Regions from separate parts of the Homo sapiens genome. Here region 2 is linked to region 1. A link is an interaction called in ENCODE POLR2A ChIA-PET data of the cell type or tissue named here. Cell type or tissue: MCF 10A. All regions are shown on one strand. Each heading gives the region's core, and the rest is flanking DNA. Links, peaks and the distances in the headings are about the cores only. Region 1 overlaps LINC03036 (long intergenic non-protein coding RNA 3036). Region 2 overlaps LOC105378507 (a long non-coding RNA gene).

The links. ChIA-PET counts read pairs that join two places held together with the same protein. Peaks named below come from ENCODE experiments on the same cell type or tissue, not always from the same donor. Only the 100,000 strongest peaks of a DNase experiment are listed, where the experiment ranks them.
Region 2: POLR2A ChIA-PET joins it to region 1 with 5 read pairs; 1 of 35 experiments calls an interaction of 5 or more read pairs at or near these places.

Annotation. Positions count from the first base shown.
Region 1 is chr10:118,868,420-118,872,813 of GRCh38, reverse strand. All of the region lies in intron 2 of LINC03036 (long intergenic non-protein coding RNA 3036), which reads left to right. It also overlaps the pseudogene RPL17P36. Among named protein-coding and RNA genes, the nearest start is that of CACUL1, 120 kb to the right of the region's middle. In MCF 10A, for the core only: no CTCF peak of the experiment used is centred there; DNase peaks (open chromatin) are centred at 1,743, 2,123 and 3,993.
Region 2 is chr10:118,499,638-118,504,031 of GRCh38, reverse strand. It overlaps LOC105378507 (a long non-coding RNA gene), which reads right to left. Exons shown (of 4, transcript XR_946354.2): 3 at 1,872-1,936. Among named protein-coding and RNA genes, the nearest start is that of PRLHR, 94 kb to the left of the region's middle. In MCF 10A, for the core only: no CTCF peak of the experiment used is centred there; DNase peaks (open chromatin) are centred at 2,191 and 2,751.

The DNA.
Region 1 (4,394 bases), core at 258-4,257:
GTAAGTTATAGGTGGTGGTGGGTTTTAAAATGTACCCGGGACCAGGCATGGTGGCTCACACCTGTAATTCCAGCACTTTGGGAGGATGAGGCCCGACACCAGGAGTTCAAGACCAGTAGCCTGGGCAAAATAGTGAGGCCCTAGCTCTAAAAAAAAAAAAAAAAAAAAAAAAAATGCTGTTTCCCTAAGCAGCCTGAGGTAATCTGTGAAAATGGTTCGCTATTCACTTGACCCGGAGAACCCCACGAAATGATGCAAATCAAGAGGTTCCAATCTTTGTGTTCACTTTAAGAACACCATGAAACTGCTCAGGCCATCAAGGGTATACATATATGAAAAGCCAAGAAGTATCTGAAAGATGTCACTTTACAGAAACAGTGTGTACCATTCCTACGTTACAATGGTGGAGTTAGCAGGTGTACGCAGGCCAAGCAGTGGGGCTGGACACAAGGTCGGTGGCCCAAAAAGAGTGCTGAATTTTTGCTGCACATGCTTAAAAACGCAGAGAGTAATGCTGAACTTAAGGGTTTAGATGTAGATTCTCTGGTCATTGAGCACATCCAAGTGAACAAAACACCTAAGATGCGCCGCCGGACCCACAGAGCTCATGGTCGGATTAACCCATACATGAGCTCTCCCTGCCACATTGAGATGATCCTTACGGAAAAGGAACAGATTGTTCCTAAATCAGAAGAGGAGGTTGCCCAGAAGAAAAAGATATCCCAGAAGAAACTGAAGAAACAAAAACTTATGGCACAGGAGTAAATTCAGCATTAAAATAAATGTAATTAAAAGGAAAAAAAAAATTAGCCAGATATGGTGGCACGTGCTTGTAGTCCCGGCTACTCAGAAGGCTGAGGCAGGAGGATCACTTGAGTCCAGGAGGTCGAGGCTGCAATGAGCTATGATCATGCCACTGTACTCTAGCCTGCGTGATAGAGTGAGACCCTGTCTCTAAAACAAACAAATAAAAAATAAGCAAAAACAAACAAAGGATCTAGGATTTTGTTTTAATTAGGTATGGTAAGATGACAGACATAGAGAAATATGCCTTGAAAGGAGTTTATTACAGTTCCCAAGAGAAGGGGGCATGCTGTGCCATGCAGGGTCACATGCAAAGGCACCAGAGTTGGTCATGAGGCAGAAAGAATGAAGAGAGGGCATGACCCATAGACCTTATTGGGGATTCCGTGGGGAGGGATGGGTGAGGCAGGATTGGCAAGTTTGAGCAAGCTTAGAATTAGAGAGTTTGAATAATGTCTGCGGGTTCTAGGCTATAGGAATGGTCTCCAGTAGTCTGTTACTTGGTCCTGGGGTGATTTAGGGCAAGGAAAATATGGGCTTGGTGTGTGAGAGTTAAATAAAGGAAGTGGTTGGGGATACAGGTTTTGGATTGGTTGGTTTGTATATGAAAGATATGTTGGCAGGCAAATTGTTTACTATCTCTAGAAATTAGCTAGCCCTGGAAGGGGAGTCTCTCCAGGATTAGCAAGGCCTCAGGATGTCAAAGCTTTATAAACTACAGAAGATAAAAAACATCATTAATGCATGGTGTCAAGCATGGCTTAGGGTCATTCACACTCCTTGCCTTGCAGCCTGCTTAACCCTTGCCTCCTTAAGTGAACAGACAACTTATGTAAGCACAATGACTTCCAACCAGATGGCTGCCCTGTGTCCCTCTCTGGAAGGCTTCTCCTGCTGCCTCCTCTTAACAGGAAGTCAATGACAGTGCTGCTTCCAACTTGCACAATTTCCAAATGACTGTGTAATCACAGACCCATGTAACCCTCAGCTCTGGTATTCACAGAGAGATAAGAAAAATTCTAGATTCTTGCCTCCCTAAAGCCAAGGGACTGCCTCTGTGTTTCTATTTCATGCTGGTAGAATGAGGCTAATTTTGACTTTCCAGCAGCTCTGATTCCAAGTGAATAACTAGACGCAGCAAGCAACAGGATTGGAACCTGCTGGAGCAGTTAGAAATAAATTGCATGTGCATGGATTCCAGAGGAAACTGCCCTTTGCGGGGGAGGAGAGAGGGGAGGTGGGTACTGGAACAGACTGATCTGCATCCTGCCTTAGCACTAGGGCTGCTGCTTCCCAGGATGACTCACAGCACCATAGAACAGCCTTCCCTGCGAAGTTAAAACAACAACAACAAAAACTTCAATAGATTTGATGCAATAAAGTTGGCAAACAGCCATTGGGGAAGATGGGGCAATGTGGGGCTGGTGAGGCAGATATTACTATTTCCTGGGAGCTCAGTGGGATTTTCAGGATGCTGGGCTCCCTAATGCCAAGCTGCTGGGAGGGAGAGGGTGCTGCGTCCAGTGGGATGCTTTTAGCTGCAATTAACAAATAAGCCAACTTGACCCAGCTGAAAGGTTAAGGAACTTTGTGGCCTTACCTGAGTGGACGCTCACAGGTAGGGTGGGCTTCAAGACTGTGTGACACTGAGCTTCATGAGGCCATCAAGGATACCTAGTTCTTTCTGCCTCTCTCTTCTGCCAGCCAGAGCATCCACTTCATTTTAGAACCACTTCGTTGTAGATTTGCTGCCAGCAGCCAGCGGGGCTATCTTCTTCCTCATTCATTCTAGAAAGATGGAGAAACTTCCTAATCTTGCTTTTTTTTTTTTTCAATATACGCATATTTAATTTTGGTGGGAATTAAGAACTGCAAAAACTGGCTTTGTGTGTGTGTGTGTGTGTGTGTGTGTGTGTGTGTGTGTGAGACAGGGTCTTGCTCTGTCACCCAGGCTGGAGTGCAGGGACACATTCTTGGCTCACTGCAACCTCCCTCCCCCAGACTCAAACAATCCTCCCACCTCAGCCCACTGAGTAGCTGGGGCTACAGGCATGCACGACCATGCTCAGCCAATTTCTATATTTTTTGTAGAGATGGGGTTTTGCTGTTGCCTAGGCGGGTCTCAAACTCCTGAATTCACACAATCTGCCCACATTGGCCTCCCAGAGTTGTAGGATTTCAGGTGTGAGCCATCTGGCCTGGTCTAATCTTGTCCTTTAATAGTAAGGAAAAATTCCCTAAAAGCCCTCAGCAGACTACTTATGTCTTTTTTTTGTTTGTTTGTTTGAGACAGAGTCTCGCACTGTTGCCCAGGCTGGAGTGCAGTGGCGCGATCTCGGCTCACTGCAAGCTCTGCCTCCCAGATTCATGCCATTCTCCTGCCACAGCCTCCTGAGTAGCTGGGACTACAGGCGCCCGCCACCATGCCTGGCTCATTTTTTTGTATTTTTAGTACAGATGGGGTTTCATCATGTTAGCCAGGATGGTCTCGATCTCCTGACCTTGTGATCCGCCCGCCTTGGTCTCCCAAAGTGCTGGGATTACAGGCGTGAGCCACTGCGCCTGGCCAGCAGACTTTTTGTGTCTTATTGGCAAGAACCAATTCCTGGGACAAGGTAGGTGGCACAAGGTAGGGACAAGCTCAGGCTGGGCTTTTGATCCAATCCCTGATGAAGAGGGATGGGATTCTATAATTCATATTGACTAAGTGAGGCCCATCTGGAGGCAGGGCCAGTCCCTGAAATAACTGTGGCCACACAGAGGGACAGGGCTGGGATGGATGTTGAGGCATCAACCACAGTGTCTACTGCAGCATCTTGTTGGAGCCAGGATATCTGGGCTTGACCACTTGCTAGTTGTGTGACTTTGGGCAGGTGGCTTCACCTCTCTGAGCCTTTGTTTTTGCATTTGTAGAAATGAGAGAAAAACCTGTTTGACTTAGCTTTCAGGTTGTGAGGGTCAAATAAAGGATTGGGTGTAAAGGCCCTTCTGAGGTGCACCTGTATGAGGTCGGAAACATCTGCCTCTTGCCCAGCTCCTTCAGGATAAATTAAGCAGACCAATCCCTGCCTCCTAAAAGCTGACAGTCCAAGATAGTGTGAAGCAGAGAGTAGATGGCTTCACAGGTGAGAATGGGTTAACGACAAAATAGCAAGCCTAGAGAAGTGGAATGAGTCACATAGCAGTGCTGTGTTCCTTGCGCCATGGCTTCGGACAGTAACTTTGGTTACTTGGTTACGGTGGTGTCTGCTGGGCTTTTCCACTTTCATGGTTGCTATTTTCACCTTTGTAGGAAATTGGTATTTTGTGGGGAGGTATTTTGAGACTATGACAATATCTTGTTCATCCTGAAATTTTCACCCACAAGTTTTAGCCTCTGCTAATGATTCTTGCCTGAGTCAATTATCGTTATGATGGTTTGCAAATTGTCATTGTCTAATTGTGCCATTCCCTCAACGTGTATTAATTGTCATTGTACTGAAGAAAGTACTTTATTTTCAAGTTCAATGGCTTCAGCAGGATATGCCTTAATATTGAGCATTCAATATCATTTTTATTTGTTACATGGTATGCCCTCTCAATGGTCAGAT
Region 2 (4,394 bases), core at 298-4,297, 370 kb after region 1:
CTTTTTCTTTCCTTCTTTCTTTCTGTCTTTCTCTTTCTCTCTCCCTCTCTTTCTCTCACTTGATCTTAGCCAAAAGGCCATGAAGCTATCTTTTCTCTCTCTCTTCTTCCTCCCTTCCTCCCTTCCTCTTTCTTTCTTGTCTTTTCTTTCCTTCTTTCTTTCTTTCTTTCTTTCTTTCTTTCTTTCTCTCTCTCTCTTTCTTTCTTTCTTTTGATGGGTACTCACTGTGTCACCCAAGTTGGAGTTCAGTGGTGCAGTCACAGCTTGTTGCAGCCTCAACCTCCTGGGCTCAAGCAATCCTCCCACCTCAGCCTCCCAAGTAGCTGGGACTACAGGCACATGCCACCACACCCAACTAATTTTTTTATTTTCTGTAGAGATGGGGTCTTGCCATGTTGCCCAGGCTGGTCTCAAATTCCTGGGCTCAAGTGATCCTCTGGCTTTGGTCCCTCAAAGTGCTGGGATTACAGGTGAAGCCACCATGCCTGGCCTAAGTTTGTTTTCAGATAGGTGGTCAATCAGCATGTACTGAACATCTTATTATGTGCCAGACATCTGAAGGATACAAAGAGGCATGGGACATGCTTCCTATCCTCAAGGAATTGATAGACCCATGTGACATGATAACAAATAATTCTGATGACAAAGCAAAACAAGACAGTGTGTACACGGTGCCAAAGTGGCCCAGAGGGAGGGGTTAGCTCTGTTATGGGAGTCAAGAAGGGCTTCATAAAGGAGCAGATACTGGATCGGCATCCTGAAGGCTGAATAGACATTCAATGTTTACATAAGGAGGTGGGCTTGAAAAACATTCTGTCAGGCAGCAGTTTGTCAGAATGGTCAAGAGCTCTGTTTTGGTGCCAGGCAGATGGACTTTGAGTTTTAATTCTAACTGCTTACCACTTATATGAACTTGGGCCAGTCATTTATTACTTTGTGCCTCAATTTCCCCAAACTACAAAATCAGACCAATAACCATGTCTATTTCATAAGGATGTTGGGACACATTTGTTATAATGCTTGGCACGTAGTGTGTACTCAGCAAATGCCAGCTCTTAATAGCATTCCAGGCAGAGGGCAAGACCTGAGCAAAGGCCAAAAGGCATGAACCAGTGTGGCATTTTTGTATTTTTTTCAAGGCATAAACCTCTAGCAATTGCATATCATTATGTAACTAGAAAGGCTCAGAAAAGATGAAAAGCCAATGACATTACAAAATCTTTAAAGTTTTAAGATGACATTAAAGCCAATTGCATTTGATGATGTAATTTACCAGCAATTTATTTAGGAAACACAACCAATAGAAATCGTATTTAATCTGAGTGAGGATGCTGGATCCTTTCATAAGGGGAAAGGCCTCTTGGAAATGGGCAACTGTCGCAGCCACTTGAAGGACAGGGTTTGGAGGAGCACTGGGCTAGGCGTTGGCCTCAAGGAGCCACAGGCCAAGTGACCCTTCAAACACCAGGCATCTCCTAATTCCTTGCTGAATGACAAGTACTCCTCATGTGAGGCTGACTGCTCTCTAAAAGGGACAAATGATCGACAAGATCCACATATGAAAAGCAGCAAGAATTTTGCAAAAATCTGACTTGAGAAAACTATAACATATTTAACACAAAGATGTATGAGAATGGGTGGTGGAGGTTTGATTTGCTTTTCAGTTAGGACACATTTGCAGATACAGGCATATTCCGCTGGCACATTCTGCTTGGCACTGGATCAGAGACTCATGGTTCTGTGCTCACCAAGTGGGCTGTCCTGTTCCATGACAGTGAAGTAGCAATGCCACCCAGGGTGAGGGGAGCGGAACAGCAGGGCACCATCGTGGGCCCTCAACCGTTCAAGGACATTTTAGTGAACGAGCTCACCTTGCTTTCATTTGCTGTCTGACTGAAGCGCCCTCTCCTTTGAACTCGGCAGGAGTGCCTAGTGGCTGAGAGTGGGGAGAAAGCAAAAGACACTTGTCAGACAGGGCTCTACTGAGGTTTTCTTCTTCCCTGCAACCTGAGCTCATGTGCCTGGACTCTCTCTGCCTTAGGGTGAGGCTTTTCCCAACAGGCTCCTGTTCCCTTGTGCAAATCGATTCTTGGCACATTTTTTCCCTAATGCCTGGGCAAGTCTGAATTCTTCAGAGTCCAGCTTAGGCTGCAAAATAGAACTCCTGCTACACAGTGGCCCTAAACACTCAAAATGATAGCTTGTCAAGACAAGGGAATCCGCAGAGCACAAAGGTGGTGAAATCTCAGTGACTCATGTTCTTAACACATTGCTTCATGCTCCCAGCCAACAGACTCATTTCTGTGGGCTTTGAATTTAGGTTTGGGCCTTCCTCCCCTAAGGCAATGGCATCACAGCCATTCCCAGAAGGACCAAATATAGGGTCATCAGCACAGGGCAAATACCCTATGAAGTTGCATATGAACCTTAATTCCCAAACTCAGGTAAACTAAGACCCCATGACACAAGAGTCTTTTAAGGTGGTCGACCCAAGCGAAGCTGCATCGTGAGAGAGAGATGATCACAGGCTTTGGTATCAGACCGAGTGGGGTTGACACTTGTTTGGCTACCTACTAACCATGTGACCTTGGGCGGTTTACTTATCTAATCTCTGCCTTAGGTTTTCCCATCTGTAAAGGAGCAAAATCATATGTATTTGTGGGGTTTTATGAATAATCATAGGAGATGATGAGTCAAAAGTGCCTCACCTGGGCCCAGCAGCCAGGAGCTGGGATGGTTGCTGGCACAGACGCTGTGGCTGTGACTACACTTCCAGGAGGGCTGTGACCACACTTCCAGGAGGGCTGTGACCCAAGGTCTGGATGTGCAGAGCAGATGAGGCAGGAAGGCCAGGTGAGGGTGAGAGGAAAAGAGGAATAGGGCATTTCTGAGAGGGGGAATAGCAAAGCAAAAGCATGGATAAATAGGAGTGTTGGGTGCAAGGGACTGGAAGAACTCCTTGTAGAGGATCCTTTTCAAGGAATTTTCAAGATCTCAGGGTTTAGATTTAGAAGCCTCCCTGTATTCTCCATCCTCTGCACAACTCCTGGTTAAATCCAGGCCCAGGTGGAATGTTGAGATAGCCTGGTCTAGACTGGTTGATGGGCCATTCGGGCCTTATGCATTTTGTGCAGGGCAGCCATCTGTTTTTATGTCATGATAAGAGATGTCAACAGATATTGTGTTTTTTATGGCAAACTGCCAATGATGCTAAAAGGTAATCACAGGCTATAAATCCACTCAAGTCACGCCAGCAAGGGTTTTTTAAGCATCTACTATGTGCTTAGCACTGTGCCTTAGACTACAATGAATAGACTTAATTTATCTATGCTTCTTTTATTGTTATTTATTTATTTATTTATTTATTTATTTATTTATTTATTTTGAGACAGGGTCTCACTCCGATGCCCAGGCTGGAGTGCTGTGGCGCAATCTTGGCTCACTGCAACCTCCGCCTTCTGGGTTTAAGGGATTCTCGTGCCTCAGCCTCCCAAGTAGCTGGGATTACAGGTACCCACCACCATGTCCAGCTACTTTTTATATTTTTAGTAGAGACGGAGTTTCACCATGTTGGACAGGCTGGTCTCGAACTCCTGACCTCAAGTGATCCTCCCACCTCGGCCTCCCAAAGTGTTGGGATTACAGGCATGAGCCCCCACGCCCAGCCTATCTGTGCTTCTTTTAGATCAAGCTTGGACTAAACAGCTTCTGTGTTTTTCAGTATTTTTTTCTAGTTCTAAACTAAGAGAATGTCCTTAAGGAGCTTAGAAGTGTGCTGAGAGGATACTTTTACTGTGAGAAATATTATAAACAAAATATAACCAAGTACATGTGTTTTACTAGCAATCAGCTTAATTCTGAGTTCATAATAATAGCCACTAAGCAGAGGTCAGTAAGCCTTGTAGTACGCCTCTTAGTATCTAGTATGGGGAAATCACTTCACATTTGGGGCTGCAGAGAATGCAGCCCCAAATCAAACCTTAAATCACACACAACTTTGAAGTATAAGAGTTAACTGTGGAGGAGAGAACATTCGATGTGATGCCACGTTCCCTCTGAGAGTCTGAGCCCAGCGTTTGTGCGACACAAAGTTATTAAAGGTGAGGTTTTCTATTTCAGGTCTGATGGGAAGATTCTATATTTGGTGACTGTAATCACAGATAGATTGAGATGGTTTTTTCCTATTCAGCTGCTTATGAACAAGCACAATTAGAAGTTGACAGCAAACACGCTTCACAAAAATTATCACATTTAGTGTGATTCCCATAATAAAAACAGGAGTGAGCTCAGGAGTCTTTTCAATTTACACAAATAGCCCTGGGGTCTCTCAACAGTCACTGCCGGTCCAATGTTTCTGAGTAAACTTTATTAGGAAAACAGATTGAAAACTCCTG